Linked DNA regions of Mus musculus: region 2 is linked to region 1. A link is a loop called in an ENCODE intact Hi-C map of the cell type or tissue named here. Cell type or tissue: left cerebral cortex. All regions are shown on one strand. Links, peaks and the distances in the headings refer to the core of each region. The heading gives the core; the rest is flanking DNA. Region 1 overlaps ccdc198 (coiled-coil domain containing 198). Region 2 overlaps Slc35f4 (solute carrier family 35, member F4).

Region 1 (9,698 bases), core at 2,887-6,886:
CTCAGGCTGTCCTGAAACTTTCTATGTAACCCAGGCTGGCCTAGACCTTGTGGCACTCCTCCTGCACAGCCCCACAAGCATGGGGTACAAGCATGCTCAGTACCAAGTGTTTCTCTATAGAAAATTCTGCAGCATGGATTACAGGGAGAGGCCTGTGTATCAGACTATACACTGACTTCTTTTCCCTCTCTAAGTAAACCAAGAAACTAGTATTATTGATTTACCTTATTTTCTGGCTGCAACCAGAGGGTCCAAGGCAGCTTGTTTTAAAAAAGAAGACATAAGCTAGGCTTTGTGATTCATATCTTTAATCCCAACAATGAGGAAGCAGGAGGCTATCTTGGCCTACAGAGTGAGTTCCAGGTCAGCCAGAACTATGTAATGAGACCTTATGTCAAAAACAAAACAAAGAGACAAAGACAAAGGGACACCCAAGGGACCAGTGAGATGGCTCAGTGATTAAGGGAGCTTGCTGCCAAGTCTGACAATCTGAGTTCGAGACCCAGAACCCATATGGTGGAAGAAAATAAAACCTACTACAAAAAGTTGGCCTCTGGCCCCCAGACACGCACTGTAGCACATGTGTGTGCCCTGTGCTCCCACAAAATAAGGAAATAAATGTTTAGAACATTAAAAGAGATCAAGGCTGGGAGCAAAGGTCATCTTCCTGTTTCTTCCAGTTTGGGCAGTGGCAGCTTCTGCTCCAGTGCCGAGTAGAGATTGGCCTTGGTGGGACAGTGATGGTGCCCTCCATATTTGGTAAATGCGACCCTCTTCTCATTACCTCTTGTCTTTTATGGTTCATCTCTAGCATTTTCATCTTATGCAAATATTGTCTTTTCCCAGAAGTGTACATAGGAAGTTGAATTTTCTTCTCATTTTCCTGCTGTGAAAGATGACATGTTTATTAGTTTGGGGTCATTGTTGTTGACTGCCACAATCTACAGCCTTCAATCCTTCTTGGAGCAGGAGATCTTAATCCATTGTAATCCATGGTGTTCTCCTGTCATGATAAAGCTATACTGGTGTGTGTCCCTGACAAGTCCTTTGTATAGCTGTCTGAATGAAGTGGCAATCTGCTGTGTATCTAGTTGTATTTTAAAGGTTCTTGCAGAGTGTTGAAAGCCTGAATGTAAGGCCTTGACAATTTCATTTTGATAATCTCACTTCGACAATGTACCATTTCTCCCCCAACAGATGCTTGTAATATCTCTCTAGAAGAGTGGCTGGGTTTGATGAGACCTTCCTTCCCTTTCTCTTCCTGTGTCTTCTACCATTGAATGGACAGCTGTGACGTGAGAAGAGCACCCCCTAGTGGCCCTGTGGAACTTATTTCTCTACAGTTTGTTTTCATATTCTAATATAAGTACAGGGAGCACAGCAGTTAAGGGAGGCTTTGAAATGACTACTGATGAGTCTGCTGCTCTCCCTTTAGTTTGTCATGAAATTCAGTGGCAGAGGTGGCTATTGAGGGTAAGCAGGGGTGAATGTATTTTCATTTGTCACCTACTGTTGCCCAGAGGTAAAGAACAGAACTGGCGACAACCCTTTGTGCTGCCCTGTGGACAGTGTGTTGCATGGTGCAGAAACATAGAGGGAGGCTGCCGCAGCTGCCAGCACGTTAAGCACGGACTTGAGGACCTGTAGCATGCGGGTGACCCTTAACCTCACCCAGCAGTGACTGGCTGGCTCCGGAATGAGTCAGGACAAGGTTTGAAAAGGACCCCTACAAACAGCTTTCGTTTTTTTACTCTGCAGGGCAAAGCTGACTGAAGCCCTTCCCTGAGGTTACATTTTGATAGAGGTTGGTGGCACAGAAGTCAGGAATAACTTCTGGAGAAGCTCTCCCTGGGTTTTGAGAGATCGTTTTTTTAAACCCAGGAGGAGTGAAGGGAAGAGCTGTGCTGGCTTCCCCCAGCACAGATGAAAACTTGTAGAACCACCAGTTTCCACGCAAGATTCCCTTTTCATCTACATGGCTCTCTTTTCTCCACAAAGCAGACGGAGCCTGGCCTCACCCGAGGGTGGAGGGCACTTGCCAGTTGCAAGCAGGCATAAGCAAGCACTGATGCTTTTCATTCTACCTGCCAAGGACTGAACAGTCTGCGTTGGCTTTGAACTCCTGTGTGAAGGGGAAACTTGAAAAGAGCGACTCTCCCAGTCTCACCCACTTCCCCCAGTCTACAACCGCCCCAGCTCACCTTTGTGTTGGACTTTGTTCTGCCTTCTTGATGGCACAGAAGCCTTTCAGAGGTAATTGCTTGTGGCAGGTCAATGGGTTCAAGCTTCTAGAAGTCCAAAATTTAGAGTGTTCAGCATCCCTCACACCATGAGACGATGAAACACAAAAGCAGGTACATTAAACTACCCGAGCATTGTGTGAAAGCGGCACTTCCTCCTGGGCACACACAGGGAAGGTCATACCCAGTGTCACCACTGTCGTCTGTGGGAAGGGCTTTTTGACCTACAGGGTTCTTTATTGTTCTAGCTCAGTGTCTTCAGTGAGTTATTAATCAAAATCTTGGTCAGGGATTGAGGGATCGTGTTTAAAGTTACCAAATAGCTGGGGTCTTAGACTAGTAGAGATGAAAGAGACTGGAGACACACCTGATCTTCCCTTAACCACCCAGTGCTGTCCCAGTCCTTAGGGAGGTCTCTGGGGGAAGTTCCTTCAGTAATCATGGGTGACAAGGCATGCTTAAGAGAAAAGTACAAACTGGGCTGGCAAGATGGTTCAGTGGTTAAGAGCACTGACTGCTCTTCTGAAGGTCCTGAGTTCAAATCCCAGCAACCACATGGTGGCTCACAACCATCCATAATGAGACCTGATGCCCTCTTCTGGAATGTCTGAAGACAGCTACAGTGTACTTACATATAATAAATAAATAAATCTTTAAAAAAAAGAGAGAAAAGTACAAACTGCTAACAAATGGTAGGGTCATTTTTTTTTTTTTTAAGCAGGGAGTAAGGTTTATGGAAGACATTTATTGGAGCTTAAAAGGTTCACTGAAACTGAGCAGGAGTTTATCCGTGGGCCTGTCTAAGTTTCTCCTTGCCCCCAGTGTGTGTGTGTGTGTGTGTGTGTGTGTATACGTGTGCGCACACACACATCACTGCATATACCTGTAGAGACTAAGGGTTGATGTCAGATGTTATTCTACAGCTCTCAACCTTACTTTTTGTTTTTGAGACAAGGTCTCTCACTGATCTTGTAACTGTTTCCACTAAATGGCTGGGCTGGGCACCCCTGGGAACATCTGTTTTTACACAAAGCCCCTCCAATCCCAGTCTGCTGGCTTTACAGATGTGCCTGTCATTACAGATGTGCCTGTCATCACTGAATTCTTTCAGACTGGGCTTTTTAGTTTTTCGGGTGTTGAGTAACCAGTCTGGTCCTCATCCCTGCACAGCAAGCACCTTATCCACTGAGCCATCGCCCCAGCCCACTGCCCAGCCTTCCTTCTCCACAAAAGAGTTTGGACTCTACAAAGTTGAGCATGGAAGACAAAGCTTGTCTCCTCACATCGACATGCAGAGGGTGTCTGCAGAGTTTATTCACTCAGGGAGACAGAGCTGAGCTCTTTGCATCCAGGAAGTCTCTGAGGTGAGAACGGTCTGCCTGCCCTAGTCTCAGCAGAGAAGCATCCTCAGCCGCCTTAGTCATAATCACTGGTGACTATTAGACACATTTCCCATGCGGTCGGACCTTGGAACTTAACCTAGTAAAGAAGCCATGAGCGGTGACTAAGAGAAGCTGTTTGTTCCCCCCACTCTTAGCATTTCAGGGCATGAAGATGCTAGTTCTGGATACAGCAGTTGATTGTGCCAGAATGCTGGAGGGAGAGACCAAGAGTGGGGGACCCTTCCAGACACCTGTGGGAAGAAGAATCTATGACAGCCAGGGGCTTGGTTAAATGGGAGAACAGAAAAGTTTGTGTCTCCTCTGCATGGGTGAGTCTTAAGGATGTGTCTATTCGTGAGACTGAATGGCTGTGTAGCCATCATTTCTTACTGTATGCACGAGGAAATGTACCATCATATGTCGTTCTTTGGAAGACCTTATAAATTCTAAGGGTCCCATTTTAGAAAGGCTGACGATTTGTCCAGGTTTGCCCAACTGGAAAGTGGCATCACTAGGACTCAAGCTCAGATGTGTACCATATATCAAACCATGTTCTTCACCTCATAGTTTGCTTCCTGGAAGGCTGATTCTCAGAATGCCCTTGCATTTCAAAACAAAGTCTCCAGGCACTTCACCGGGGCTGGAGATTTTCCAGGCTTGCGTTATGTCTTGTAAGTAGAAAGTTTTCAGAACTCCCCCAGAGATGCTGAAGATTTCTTTAAAGGTTGGGGTGTGGAATGATCCCACATTGCTACTAATGACTGAAGGAACCACATCCAAGGAGACTGTAGATGATCTGTGTGTATAGTGTGGACACTGAGTTGGAATAAACCAAAATATTTGGGTCATTTAAAAAAGTACTCTTTGGGCCAGGCTTCTGGTTTGATAGTATGGTTGTCTGAGCCCCTTTCCTTTGTCCTTAGCCGTCTATTTAGGTTCACATTTCTGATCAAGGCTAAATGGTAGCTATTGTTAAGAGCCCTCTAGGCATCTACTTTCTGAAAAAGGAACCTGAAGAACCACACGTTCTCTTTGCCAAGCCACTAGATGGCAGCAAGCGGCAGTGCCAACAAGCTTCCACCTGCACAGAACTATACAGGGAAGCAATACAGGGAAACAGTTGGGCAAACTGGCTTCATGTAAATATGCCAGCCCAGTGAATCCTGGACACACGCACATGCACACACACACACACGCACACACGCACACGCGCACGCGCACGCACACCTCCCTTCCCCTACAGAGGAAGGCAGTTGCTTCTCTTCATCCTTTGCAGAAGAATCACACCAGAAGGAGTTGTTTAGGGGAACGGTAGGGTGGTACTTTTTCATTTTTTTAACATTAGGAAATATATTTGCCTAAAGGTTTCTGAATGACCTGACTCGTCAACACATGATCAATATCATCAGCTGGAATATGTGCTAGGGCTTCGGGACCGGAGGATCAATCAACCAAGTACCACCAACCTCTGCACTTGGTGACAATCACTGACTTAGGAGAGGCTGGTTTTGTTTATTAAAAGACAAGGAAGGTGGGTCAGAGCAACTTCAAGAAAATGTAGCATGTGTTTGGCACAGTGACCTAACATGTCTCTTAAAATTCTGGGAAGTGAAGAAAGTGACACTATGCCAGCTTTAGGGAGATGATCATGGAGACAACTTAAGGCCCAAGAAGGATTTCTGATTTACAGTGCAGTTGTTTGTTCAGAGGAGCTATCCATGAAACCCCTGAACCCCACCCCACCCCCCAAAAAAGGTTTACATGACATGATTTGGCTTTAGTACAAGATAAATATTTCTCTAGATCAGAAAACAGAAATGCACATATTTGTGAGAAGCCGATCCATAAGACACTTAGGCCAGGTAAGAAGTTATTTATATTCAGGAAAGGAGATCGGGAAATGCTCCATAAAAGATCCAGGCTCACAATTTTAAATTAAGGCTCAGTTCTCTTTAATGCTGCTTATTATGGAAGAGCTACAGGGCTGAAGTTGAACAGAGCAGCAGAGCATGTTGTTTTAGCATGTAAGAGGCCATGTGTTCATTGCCCAGTACTGAAGTAAAATAAATGTATCTGGGGATGAGTAGGTGGCTCGGCAGATAACGCTCACCATCAAAGTGTGAGCCCTACTACTTGGGAGGTAGAAATGGGATGCCCAGGATAAATGGGCTAAACTTTGAATTGGTGAACTCCAGGTTCAGCCAGAGGCTCTGTGTAAGTAAATAAAGTAGAGGGTGATTAAAGAAGCTAGCTGACATCAGCTTCTAGCCAGCACACACACACACACACACACACACACACACACACACACACACACACACACACACACACACACACTGTAAACACATACTGAAAGCTGGAAGATTCATTTCACAGGACTTAGCATAAGATTAAATACAAAGAAGATAAGACCCCGCAACAATAAATTCAAAAGCTTGCTTTGGTGATTTCTAAGAAACACTCAGAAAGAATAAGATACTCAAACCAACCCAGACCTATTAATTAAGCTAGTAGGAAAAATTATCACTTTCCTTAAAAGTCCAAGAGTCTAAAAATGTTTTTTACTAAATGTTAGGGAACTAGAGCAATTCTGTGTTGCTATAATAAATGTTTTGGAAAAGAAGGGTGTGAAATCTCAATTTTCCAAGAATAATTCAATCTTGATGGCAAAGCTGATATAAAACTGTGTTGGAAAAGTGTAGGTCTGTCTCCTTCATTAAGGCAGATACACAGTCGAAGGAAATGCAGTTCAGCAATGTATGTGTGCACTTATCTCACGACCAAGTTGAGTTTATGCCAGAAACGCACCATGGCTCACCATTATAAACTCTAGACTGTATTAGCTGGAGAAAAGAAAACCCAGAGAATTGTTTATTTTTGTGTGGGTAGGCATTTCTCTGTGTGTGGGTATGTGTGATTGTTTTAATAGATGGGGAAAAAATCCGATAAAATTTAACACTAAAGGAAACCGATAAAACTTAGTCTAAAGGAAAACTCCTGAACTTGAACGACGTTGTGCCAGGTGGCCTTTCTTCCTACCGGCTTGACAGCAGTCTTCTGCCTGTCCCATGCAGCAGCTTCCCTGCCATCCTATTGGGTGCAGCCACTGAGGAGATGACAATGAGGTTAGGTATTTGGGCTATCGGGTGAACATGTCTCTCAGTGGAAGGCCACTCTTACCCTCAGTGCAGCTTCCTTTACCTGACTCTATCCTTCCAGGCTCTAGAAATCTCTCCCCTTGCCTTGGCCCAGAGCTGGTTACCTGTCTGCTGCCTCTAACACTTTCTGCACTATCTTTGACTGTTTCTCTTCTGTGCAAGGAGGGTTGCAAAAGAAAGTTCCCTGAATTACTAAAATCTCAGTGTGCCATCCATTTCCTTTGGGGGCTTTGGTGCCAGTGGGTATCAAAATCCTACTGCGTATATTATATATGTTCAGTATCCCTTACTTGAGTTTCTTGGGACCAGTAGTGTTTCAAATTTGGAATTTTATTTCTGCTTTTCAAATATTTGCATGTATATAATGAGATATCTTGGGATTGGGACTCAAGTCTGGACACAGTTTGTTTCATGTGTTTGCTAGGCACAGTAGCTGAAGGTAATTTTACACAATATTTTCAATGTTTCTGCTTTTTGGCTGCAGGTTTGGAATTTTTCCTCCCGTGGTAATGTCAGTGATCAGATAAAAAATGGATTTTGGAGCACTTTGGATTTCACATGTTAGAATTAGGGAATCTTAAGTATAGTATCAATATCTTAGTGTGTGTGGGGTGAGGATGGGGTCATGAGAGAGAAGGTCTGAGGGAATCAGGACTGTTGGGATGGGGGTTGCAATGGCTAATAGGTTGTTCAGGGTAGGCCTTATAAGGATGCTGAAATTTGAAAAAAAAAAAAAAAACAATCTCTGGAAATCAAAGAATTATCCTGCTAGACTACGTGAGTCAATATGCAGGGGTGGGGGTGTCGAAGATGTTAGTAAGAAGACAGTCCTGTTAGGCTGCCTGATTGGAGGAGAAGATGGGCAGGATAGAGGGGGTGCTGCTGATCAGTTCTCCTACATGGGTTGGGGACATTACTGATTAAGAGCCCCCAAGCAGAGAAGCTTGGTTCTCACCTCCAGGAAGAGTGCTCCTTAGTTCTCACCTCCAGGAAGAGGTGCTCCTTAAGGAGTAGAGAGGTCCCGGAAGTGGAGGTTGCCAAATACCCAACTCAAATTATTTAGGATGCAATTAGGTTTGGTTTAATAATTAAAAATACTTTTAGAATTTTCTTTGGCAGAGATCAGGCTATTAATTAGCATGTCATGGGAACCCAGCATTTATTATTCTCTCAAAAACCCATTTGTGGTGAAAAATGTGCTGAGCCTCATTTGTGAAGATAATTATAGATGATATCTTTAGGAGTGTCTGCCAAGTTCCTAGTGATTTCCCTTTTATCTGGGAGCTGACTCCAGAGCCTACAGGGTGCCTCCTCTGCCCACGTCTTTCTAGCACAAGCCTGTCCTCTGCTCCCAGCTCATTGGATCAGAGCTAGGATCACAAGTAAAGCTGAGCCAGTAAGACCTTTCCCCCACAGGAATTTGGAATACTGGCCATGGTCAGGCAACTCTGTACATTTGATTAGATGTTTAAGATTCAAGTTTAGGGTGGCCCTGAGACACAGAAAACACTGATTCTTTGAGGGAAATGAATGCAGGGTTATAGTACAGAACTAAGGTGAGCTGTATAGAATTTTGCCTTTCAGAAGTTTGCTAAGTCTAATGTCTCCCAGATCTTGGGTTCAACAAAATATCCCCGTATCCTTATAACTAAGCACATTGATATCTTTGTACACTTGGCATGTTTTCCTTCCACCATGGATGAATCTCCTTTCATTTATTCATTCATTCACTACTAAACTTTTGTGTGGCATAGATTGTCAGTGGCTGAATACATAACACTGAGTAAAGAAAGAATAGTCTTTGTGCTCAGATAATGAGTCTTGATTCTTTGATCTTAAGGTGGTTTGCTAGTTTGTGGGGTACAGTGTCAGACTCGGAAATATCCACACCCTCTTTTTGAATTTGAAGGAATCAAAACCTAATTTTAGCTTATTTAGGATTGGCAAATATTAAAATTGTTCTGTGGTCTGGAGAGTACTACATAAATATATTTCTCTGGTTGTAGCGATTTCTTCTGTTTGAGTTAGCCGGTGTCAGAGATTCATAGGAACATATATTAAATACTCCCTTGAAAGGCCATATTTAGTTTAAGAATAAAGCCAGCTTTAGGTTTCTCTGCTAAGCTAGAGATATGCTCATATTTTTAAATTAGACCTTGATTCATTACATTTGCTGTTTACTTTTTTTGAACTAAATATTATCTTCCCACTTTCTAACATTTCTGGAAGAAATGCTCTTTTGGAACTAAAGGTAATAATCGCTTCAAGTAGTAATTTCGAGCTTCCAAAGAAGACAAGTACATAAGAACTGACTGAGACCTCAGTACTTAGCAGAGAGCTCCATTAGCCCCTGAACCAGTCTGGGCATCTGGCTGAACTGTGGAGCAGGTAGGGTTTGGCTGTGTCCTTGCTCTGCTCACAGAGAGCCCCATGCCTTCTGTTATCCAACACTCATTTTCAAGGACCCACTCTGAGCTCTTTCTCTTTTTACGATGAGCTGTCCTACTGGAATTTGTACCTCTCAAAAGGGAATCTATGACATCTTAAATCAAGGTAGATACATTACAATTTTTTTGCTCTGGTATCCCTTACTCCCCTATCCCTTTTCTTTTAGACAGTCATGCTGTAGCCCTGGCTGGCCTTGAACTTACAGAGATCTGCTTGCACCTGCCTCCTAAGGGCTAGGATTAAGGTGGTGCGCCACCATATCTGGCCCCAGTGTCTCTAACTTCAACATCTGCTTGTGACATCTAGGATGATTAAAGGATGGGACTAAGGGGAGATGGAGACAACTTACTCTGAAGGTTAGAAGTATCAGAGGTCTGGCTAATACCTTCTGTGACATTTGACAAGTTACTTCATTCTCTGAACCACATGTGGAAAACAAAGATGGTATTTTCTTTCTTATATTGGCCTAG
Region 2 (9,698 bases), core at 2,041-6,040, 110 kb after region 1:
TAATTTGATTTCTTTTGCATTCCTTTATTTCTCCAAGTCCAGGACTCTTACACAGAATTTTCACTTCATGTCTTTTTTTTTTCCCTCTAACAGTTAGGTAGATTACTAAAATATCATTGCAGTTAAAACCACAGAAGCCTGGGGGCTGGAAAGATGGCCCAGTGGCAAAGAGCACTAGCTGCTCGTCTAGAGGACCAGAATTGGCTTCTCATAACCAACAATGGGTGGCTCACAATTGTTTGTGACTCCCACTACATGGAATCCAAAGGCCCCTTCTGGCATCCATGGGCATTTTATAGGAGAGTTCATACTCTAAACTAATCTGAAACCTAAATAAGTAAATTCTAAGAGACTTTAAGATACTTTCTCTTTGGTGGGATCTGAAGTAATTTCCAAACTTATAACTGTATAAGTAAAATTAATTTAGACAGCTGACTTCCAATCATGGTTCATAGATACCCACTGAGAACTATGCTGTGGTGACCTTGATTGCAGGGAGCCGGGCAGAGGAGAGAACATATATGACAGGGACACAGGGATGTAGAAGACACCTTGCTTACAGAGTAGGCCTTCTCTTCAGAAGCAATTGGCCTCCCTCTTGATGCTTCCTCTGATTGGTTCTGCATCTCTGTTTAGAGCAGACATGGTGCTGCAGCTGGTGTCCTGATGCCCTTCTGAGGATGCTGCTGAGAGCTACAAGTGCTAATTTGCTGTTTCCTTGGAAACCATTTGCCACACAGTAAAACATCATTTGACCTCCACTACAATTTTTCTTTTAATCAACTGTTAGACATTGTGAGAATCTATGCAAAAAAATAAAAGGGAGAAATCAAGATCGCTTTTCTGTTAAAGTGTGAAAGGGGCCAGCATGAAGTGGTCATCCTTTCTAAAGGGCAAGATGGCCATGATACAACCAGAGTGTAGTGTGCCTGGAACATTCAGTGACGGCAACACCATGGTATCCTTTCTTCTGATGTTGATGAAAAGGATTTATATGGACCACACAGACAGATTTGAGTCACCATACACAGAAAAGAAAAACACATGTTCTCACTTAGGGAATCACAAAAATGACTGGACTGTATGCGTCAATTTACTCTCAACCAGCAAGGATGGATCTTGAGTCAGGAGGCAGGGGCAGACATGGAGAGGGCTTACACCCATGAGTGGAGAAAGATTCCTAGTGAGTGCTTACTGGACAGAGAGAAAAGCAGGCTGCTGACACCGCCCTCAGGAATACTTTTTAAGATCAATTATGTTTTTAGAGCAGTTTTAGGTTCCCAGCAAAATGGGGCAGAGGCTACAGGAATTTTCCTTGCCCTGTCCCCAGCAAGTCCCACCAATAAACATGTTTCAATTGATACAGTTACAAGAGCCATTGTTATCAGTTAAAGCTTATAATTTGCATTAACATCCCATCGCTCTCTCAATGCTAGACAATTTGAATACCTTTGCTAAGTATATAATGACATATAGCCACTCTTACAGTGTTATTTCCAATAGTTTCTGTATTGGTTACTTTTTCAGTACTGTTGGGACAAAATACACAATAGGACAACTCATGGTGAGAAAGATCCATTCAGGTTCATAGTTTCTGCTTGGTTGGAATATCATGGTGGCAAGAGGTTATGGTCAAGGTCATTTCTCACTGTATAATGGACAGGAAACAGAAATGGGAAAGGGATTGGTGGATAGGGACAACCTTTAAAAGCATATCTATAATGATCTACTTTCTTGAAGACTGTGCCTTGTAAAGTTTCCAGAATGCTCCCAAGTAGTGGCCACCAGCTGGGAGCCAGTACTCAACACATGAGCCTGTGGGGCCCAGTTCATGTTCAAATCTTAACTGTTAGAGTGAGCGGAGAAGCTCTGTGCTTTGCTTATGCATTCTTCCCCGCCCCACCTCTGAAGCAGTGTTTTACACATATATTTGAAACCACACAATCTGTGCCTCCATGATGCTGTCTCCCAACCTGACAGCTCCTTTCTTTTCACCATGGATTGGCATTCTGATGTTTGGATATGCCACCGCTTGTTTATTCTTCCTTACACTGGATATCATCTTGGCTTTTTTCTAGTTTAGGGAAATTATGAAAAAAAAAACCTGCTACAAACACAAGTGCATAAGGTTTCTGTATGGATATAAGTATTCAGCTTCTGAGGTTGAACAGCCAGGAGCATGAGTGATGTGTTGTATGGAGAGGACATGTTGGGCTTTGGTAAAACTGTCTTCCAAAGGTGTGTTACCATTAGGATCCCCCTGCAATGAATAAGAGCTCATGTGGCTTCCATACATAGCATTGCATCGTGGTATTTCATTGGCCTTATTAATATGTTTCCTCAATAACATCTGATGTGGAATGCCAAGCAGGAACTCTGCTGGTGTGTGCCTGGCACTCTCTGCTGATCATGTTTGAGGTTTGAAAAGTTCCTGAGCATAACTAGAGAGTAGACAGGACAGAGGGGTGAGTTCACATGAGCTCAGAGATAGTAACCAAGCCACATTTAAAATGCCACAGGAATTATTCCAGGAATTATAAACACATTTTTGGAAGCCCATGAGCTGTTTCAATGCCTGAGAGCAAATTTAAATAAGATCTGGAAGTTAAGAGTGGTGGAGTGGAGGTAGAGGCAAGAAGACTCCAGTATTAGAGAGGAATGTGACAAGATATGGTGATAGATCATTTCATGCAAGCCATTTGAGAATGGATGAGAGTATGTTAATAGCAAAAACCCAACCCCTAGTTATTGAAGCTCTCGATTTCAGTGTCTTTTACTGAACAATGGAAGAAAAGCTGATATGGCTGAGGAAGAGAAGCTGATATGGCTGAGGAAAAGCTGGCACAGTGCAGGTATAAGCCGGCTTAGTGATCTGTTTTTGTTTTTGTTTTGGTGTGTGTATATGTGTTAAGCTTGGGAGATTTATGAGAGAACCAACTCAGGGCTGTTGGATTAAGCAATCTGTTGCTGGCTAGATACCAATGGAATGGAGAAATATGCAAATTGTCTGCTGAGATATCTTAGCAGCTCCATGTTTGGGTGAGAGGAGCTAGCAGATAGGATTAGAAGAGGAACCCATGCTGAGTCCCAAGTCCACGAATTTAGAAACAAGGTGGAGGCGGAGCCATTCAAGGAGACCTATGCTGAACAAGTAGGCATCTGTAAGCCTGAAGTCAGGAAGGCCTCAAAGATAATAACCAAGCCACATTGGAAATGTCACAGGAATTTTTTCAGAAATTATAAACACATTCCTGGAAGCCAATGAGCTGTTTTGACGTCTGAGAACAAATTTAAGTAAGTTCTAGAAACTGGATCAGACAATTTGTGCCAACATGTACAACTATACAAGCATAGACAGTACCCAAAATCACTCGGTAATTCCTCAGCATGTGCAAACGTGAGTAAAGTCAGGGGAGATGGGGCTGCAACTCAGAGCATCCTAGCCTCACCAGGAGAAGTAAAACAGCTTTCACTTCTTGTTACTGATTTGTTAGTCTGGGTCTCACGTGACTTTAGCAGATGCTTCGAGAATACTCTGCCCTGAGCTGCCATAGAGAACCTCAATGATAGCTTCAAGTCATAGCCCTCAAATCTGAAGATGTTAAAGAGAGCAAAAGTGAGGTGCAGGTCTGTTCTCTGTAGAAAGGCAGCTTGCTTAAACCCAAGTGCTGCCCCCTCCAGGTGAAAATGGGAACAGCTGGGCAGGAACTGTTTAACAATAAGGGAGTCAGCTGTAGATGTAAACTGTACTAACATATTTAAAGATCTACTTGAAAGGACACTAGCTCACTTGAGTATGTGACTCTGGCAGGCCTTGCCCTTCCCCCCAATTCCTTTTGCTTTGCTAAAAAACATTAGATTGTATTCCTAAAGGTAGCAATTAAGGCCCATTCTCTTATTTGGCTACTTCTTCCTCCTGAAGCTGACTGTCAAGGTTCAGCTATCAAAGTACTGAAGTCTGGCAACCAAAAGCCTCCTTCAGCTCATGCAATTCACATGCCCAATTAAAGTTAAACACCTCATTCTAAGATGGGGTTTCCCCCTTTACCTTTATAAACTGCCATTTGCCCTTGGGTCACTTCTGTCTCCCCTCTGTCCAGAGACGGTTTTTTGTCATCCCCCCTCCCCCTGTACTGGCTGGTTTATGTGTCAACATGACACAGGCTGGAGTTATCATAGAGAAAGGAGCTTCAGTTGGAGAAGCGCCTCCATGGGATCCAGCTCTGGGGCATTTTCTTATAAGGGCAGAGGGCCCAATGTGGGTGGGACCATCTCTGAGCTGGTAGTCTTGGGTTCTATAAGAGAGAAAGCTGAGCAAGCCAGGGGAAGCAAGCAGTATGTAACATCCCTCCATGGCCTCTGTATTAGCTCCTGCTTCCTGACCTGCTTGAGTTCCAGTCCTGACTTCCTTGGTGATGATCTAATGTGGAAGTATAGGCTGAATAAACCCTATCCTCCCCAACTTGCTTCTTGGTCATGATGCTTGTGCAGGAATAGGAACCCTGATTAAGACACCCCCTCCCTTGCAAATACCCTTCCCCCTCTCTCTTTCTCCTCCCTTCCCCCTTCTTCCTTTCCCCCTCCCCCTCTTCCTCTGTCTCCTGTAGTTCTCTCTTATCTCTACCCTCTGTTCCTCTGGGGCAAATAAATCTCTTTTATGCTAAGAACTTGGTCTTGCAGTTCTGAGCCAGTACTGATCTCTTACACTACTTACTAGTATTTTTTTTCCCTATTTTTTTTTTTACAGTCCCAAGGCCATGGCCTCATGCCTTCTAGGAGAACATCCTATCATTGAGTGATACCCCTAAGCCATCACTTTCTACTGTTCATTGTGAAGGCACTGGAACAGAGGAACTGTCCCTGAGCTATTGAGTTTCCTGCAGCTCTGCTCTTCTTGGAGTTTACGCACTTCTTTAGAAAACTAACAGCCCAGGGAGACCACATCCCTGTAGCCATTACATGCCACTCTCCTACTATTAAGTGAGATGATGATGACTAATGTCTTTGCTTACAGATCAAAATAAACAGACAAACCTCAAAGGGGTTCATAGAAGTAATTTTTCATTTTAATGTTTTCCGAAGAAATAATCTAACAATTCTTTTATATCAGAATTCTAGGCTAAACATTGTCTAAGAATCAGGCATTGTTTCAAGTTCAGAAAATACAAAGTAAGAAGTCACCTGTATGATTTCTGTTCACAGTCTACTGACACATTTTCACAGATTGTCAGACAAAACTTTCTGCCTCATGCAGGTTAGATTTAGATTAAAAGTTGTTTATCCAACTGAAAGTTAACCAAACATTCTTTTTATTGTTTATAAGGTTAGGTAACCTGATAAATCATTAGGATGACAAGACTTTCAATGAACTCTTGGGCCAGTAGAGCCCTTTATTATATTTTATGTTATACAAGGTGCTTGATTGTCTACAGACGAAAAGCAAAATATAAGCTGGCATTTGTAAACCACATCATAAGCAGACAACAAAATACAAGAATTACATCAGGAAGAGTTGACCATCCTTCTGGTCTGGGGCAGTGCCCTGAGCAGACCTTGGGCACGAACTCCACAGCCAGTCCCACAACACCCAGAAGAAGCTCCACTCCTAGGCACTCAAATTTGCCCAGGATCATAGGATCACAGGATCACAGGATCAAAGGAGCTTGGTCACACCAGGATCTCAGGGTCCCAGAGGCAACTTGGCTACAAGGAGCTCTGACACACCCAGGATCTCAGGATCACAGAATCACAGGATCACAGAGACAGCTGAACTCTGAGAGTTCTGACACAACCAGGATCATAGGGAGGACAGACTCCAGTCAGATATAGTGAGGGCAGGCAGCACTAGAGATAACCAGATGGTAAGCATAAGAACATAAGGAATAAAACCCAAGGATACTTGGCATCATCAGGACCCAATTCTCCCACCATAGCAAGTCCTGGATACACCATCACACCTGAAAAGCAAGATTGGAATCTAAAATTACTTCCCAAGATGATGATGGAGGACTTTTAAAAGGACATAAATAACTCTCTTAAAGAAATACAGGAGAACACAGGTAAACAGCTCGAAGCCCTTAAAGGGGAAACACAAAAATCCCTTAAATAATTACAGGAAAACACAATCAAACAGGTGAAATAAATGAATAAAACCATCCAAGATCTAAAAATGGAAATAGAATCAATAAAGAAATCACAAAGGGAGACAACCCTGGAGTTAGAAAACCTAAGAAAGAGATTAGGAGTCACAGATGCAAGCATCACCAACAGAATACAAGAGATAGAAGAGAGAATCTCAGGTGCAGAAGTTACCATAGAAAACATTGACACAACAGTCAAAGAAAATGCAAAAAGCTCCTAACCCAAAACATCCAGGAAATCCAGGACACAATGAGAAGACCAAACCTAAAGAAAGAATATTAAAAGCAGCAAGGGAAAAAGGTCAAGTAACATATAAAGGCAGACCTATCAGAATTATACCAGGATTTTCAACACAGACTATGAAAGCTAGAAGATCCTGGGCAGATCTCATACAGAACGTCAGAGAACACAAATGCCAGCCCAGACTACTATACCCAACAAAACTCTTAACTACCATAAAGGAAGAAACCAAGATATTCCATGACAAAACCAAATTTACACATTATATTTTCATAAATTTAGCCCTACAAAGGATAATAGATGGAAAACACCGACACAAGGAGGGAAATCACACCCTGGGAAAAGCAAGAAAGTAATCTTTCAACAAACCCAAAAGAAGATAATCACATAATTCCATTTCTAACAACAAAAATAATAGGAATTAACAATCACTTTTCCTTAATAACTCCTAACATCAATGGACTTAATTCCCCAATAAAAAGACATAGACTAACAGACTGGATACATTAACAGGACTCAACATTTTCCTGCATACAGGAAACCCACCTCAGTAACAAAGACAGACACTACCTTAGAGCAAAAGGTTGGAAAACAATTTTCCAAGCAAATGGTCCCAAGAAATAAGCTGGGGTAGCCATTCCAATATTGAATAAAATCAACTTTCAACCAAAAGTTATCAAAAAAGATAAGGAAGGACACTTCATACTGATCAAAGGAAAAAAAATCTACCAAGAAGAATTCTCAGTTCTGAACATCTATGCTCCAAATGTAAGGGTACCCACATTCATAAAAGAAAGTTTACTAAAGCTCAAAGCACACATTGTACCCCATACAATAGTAGTGGGAGACTTCAACACCCACTCTCATCAATGGACTGATCATGGAAACAGAAACTAAACAGAGACACAGTGAAACTCACAGAAGTTATGAACCAAATGGATCTACCAGATATTTATAGAACATTTTATCCTTAAGCAAAAGAACATAACTTCTTCTCAGCATCTCATGGTACTTTCTCCAAAACTGATCATATAATCACAAAACAAGCCTCAACAGATACTACAAGATTGAAATAATTCCATGCACCCTATCAGATTACCACGGACTAAGGCTGGTCTTAAATAACAACAGAAAACTCACATACACATGGAAGCTGAACAAAACTATTCAGTGATAACTTGGTTTAGGAAGAAATAAAGACAGAAATTAAAGATTTTTTAGAATTTAATGAAAATGAAGATACATCATATCTAAACCTATGGGACACGATGAATTGGTAAGAGGAAAGCTCATAGCTCTAAGTGCTTCCAAAAAGAAACTGAAGAGAGCTTACATTAGCAGCACACCTGAAAGCTCTAGAAGAAAAAGAAGCAAATACACCCAAGAGGAGTAGACGACAGGAAATAATCAAACTCAGGGCTGAAATCAACCAAGTAGAAACAAAAAGAAATGTACAAAGAAGCAACAAAACCAGGAGCTGGTTCTCTGAGAAAATCAATAAGATAGATAAACCCTTATCCAGACTAACCAGAAGGCATAGAGACAGTATCCAAATGAATAAAATGAGAAATGAAAAGGGAAACATAACAACAGAATAAATCTTAAAATAATTATTCTGTTTGTTGAATATTAACAGTTGAAAATACTAAAAACATGTTCTACAAAAAAAGAGAAGAGCTTCCCCCTCAATCATCACATGTAAAACTTTTATTTACACAAGGAGCTATTCCCATTTGTCCCATTTGTCCTTGGACAAAGCAAGTGATCTTAGTTCCAGTTTACTGACAAGGGAATCAAAGCCTTGAGAAGGAAGTGGCTTGCTTGTGTGGGGAAACAATACATCTAAGCTCTGAAACAGTCTTTGAATGTCCAGCTCTTGGGTCTTCCCCTGAGAGGGTAGATGCTAGGATAAGAAGACCCTAAAGCTGGGCTCCTGTTTCATCTCTTCTGGATGAAGCCCTAAAGACAGAAAATAATACGGAATGTATCAAATGTTCCTCAGACCCTAATGTCATGACATGTTCTCTAATCACACTGTAAAGAGAAGTCATATCTGTGCTTCCTCACCTGCCCTATGGTGGAGAGGAGAGCTCCTCCATCCACAAAGATCGAGGGACAACAAATGGATTCTTGGGATGCTTGAGGTGGGCCCATTAGAATTTCAAGTTCATAAGTGATATAGAGACAAGCATCCCAAGGAGTCATTTGTAGGTGGAACTGCATTTCTAAGATGTTTCTGTGGGTTAGTGAGAGTAAGCAGCAGCACTGGTGGCAGTTAGTTTTCCTGATGACCAGGGTATGTGCAAGGGGCCCAGGAGTGACCTGGCATGGAGGTCTTCAAAGGACTCTTATGATAATAGCTACAAGAGGCATCGTGGCCATATGGAGGGTGGGAATAGGATTGGGGACACCTTCACTAGCCTGTGATGTGGGGAAGACGATTTTTGGGAATCCACTGAAGGACTCCACAGCCCTGTGAACTAACTACTGGGGTTATATCATTGTGTCTATATTGTAATCAAGGAAACCCAGCTGTACGCACAGGGGTATCTCCCAAATTCAGTGTTGGAGCTGGAGAAGTCTAGAGACTGGCTCATTAGATTCTTACTTTATTTCATTTTCATACAAGTCCACTACTATTCTACTGTTATTTTTATCCAGGTCTATAAACTATAAGTTCTTAATAACTGACTTACGCAGTCAAAGAGCCCCCACACAGACTGACTTTTCCTTTTCTGGATTGTGCTACAGAAGGAGACAGCTAACATTTTTTTCTCCAGTTTGGATGCATCCAGCCAGATTCCCTGTCCTACCCCCATAGGCTCTAGGGACAATTTTACAAACAACATAAATGAAAATAAAGCAATATAAAGCACTTTAAAGTAGAATCATCGGGCTTTGAATGCAGTCTCTGGCTTTATCTTAGTTTTTATCTAGTCCCTGGTGGCAGGTCTGTGGTGAAAAATGAAGAGGTAAGAAATAAAGATAATTTGGCTTTAACTTCTATAAGAAAAATATGAGTGTATAAATAGCCCACAGTCTCATGAAGTTTATATGGAAAAGATGCAAATACATGAAATGCAAATACAAATATATAAACTGTGATCCCCTGCAAGGAAGGTTTCTGCTAGGACCGCTGAACTAAAATCAGCATCAATCTTCTATGTTAATTGATTGAAGGGCTAAAAGTCACCTCCTCAAGGACTTACCACCATTAGATGACATCATTTAGACTATTCCAAATGACTGGTTTAATAACATGAACATCATTACAAATGCTTCCTGAGGAGATGAGGGCCTGAGGCCAGCTGAGCTGG

What was found. Peaks named below come from ENCODE experiments on the same cell type or tissue, not always from the same donor. Only the 100,000 strongest peaks of a DNase experiment are listed, where the experiment ranks them.
Region 2: it touches region 1 in a loop (10-fold over the local background); 14 of 42 quality-filtered maps call a loop at or near these places.

The regions. Positions count from the first base shown.
Region 1 is chr14:49,233,679-49,243,376 of GRCm38, forward strand. It overlaps ccdc198 (coiled-coil domain containing 198), which reads right to left. Exons shown (of 7, transcript NM_025956.4): 4 at 2,202-2,288; 5 at 785-886. Among named protein-coding and RNA genes, the nearest start is that of ccdc198, 6.9 kb to the right of the region's middle. In left cerebral cortex, for the core only: a CTCF peak has its summit at 4,667 (motif pointing right); a DNase peak (open chromatin) is centred at 4,684.
Region 2 is chr14:49,345,378-49,355,075 of GRCm38, forward strand. All of the region lies in intron 1 of Slc35f4 (solute carrier family 35, member F4), which reads right to left. Among named protein-coding and RNA genes, the nearest start is that of Gm52146, 36 kb to the right of the region's middle. In left cerebral cortex, for the core only: a CTCF peak has its summit at 3,687 (motif pointing left); DNase peaks (open chromatin) are centred at 3,085 and 3,633; H3K27ac peaks cover 202 bases.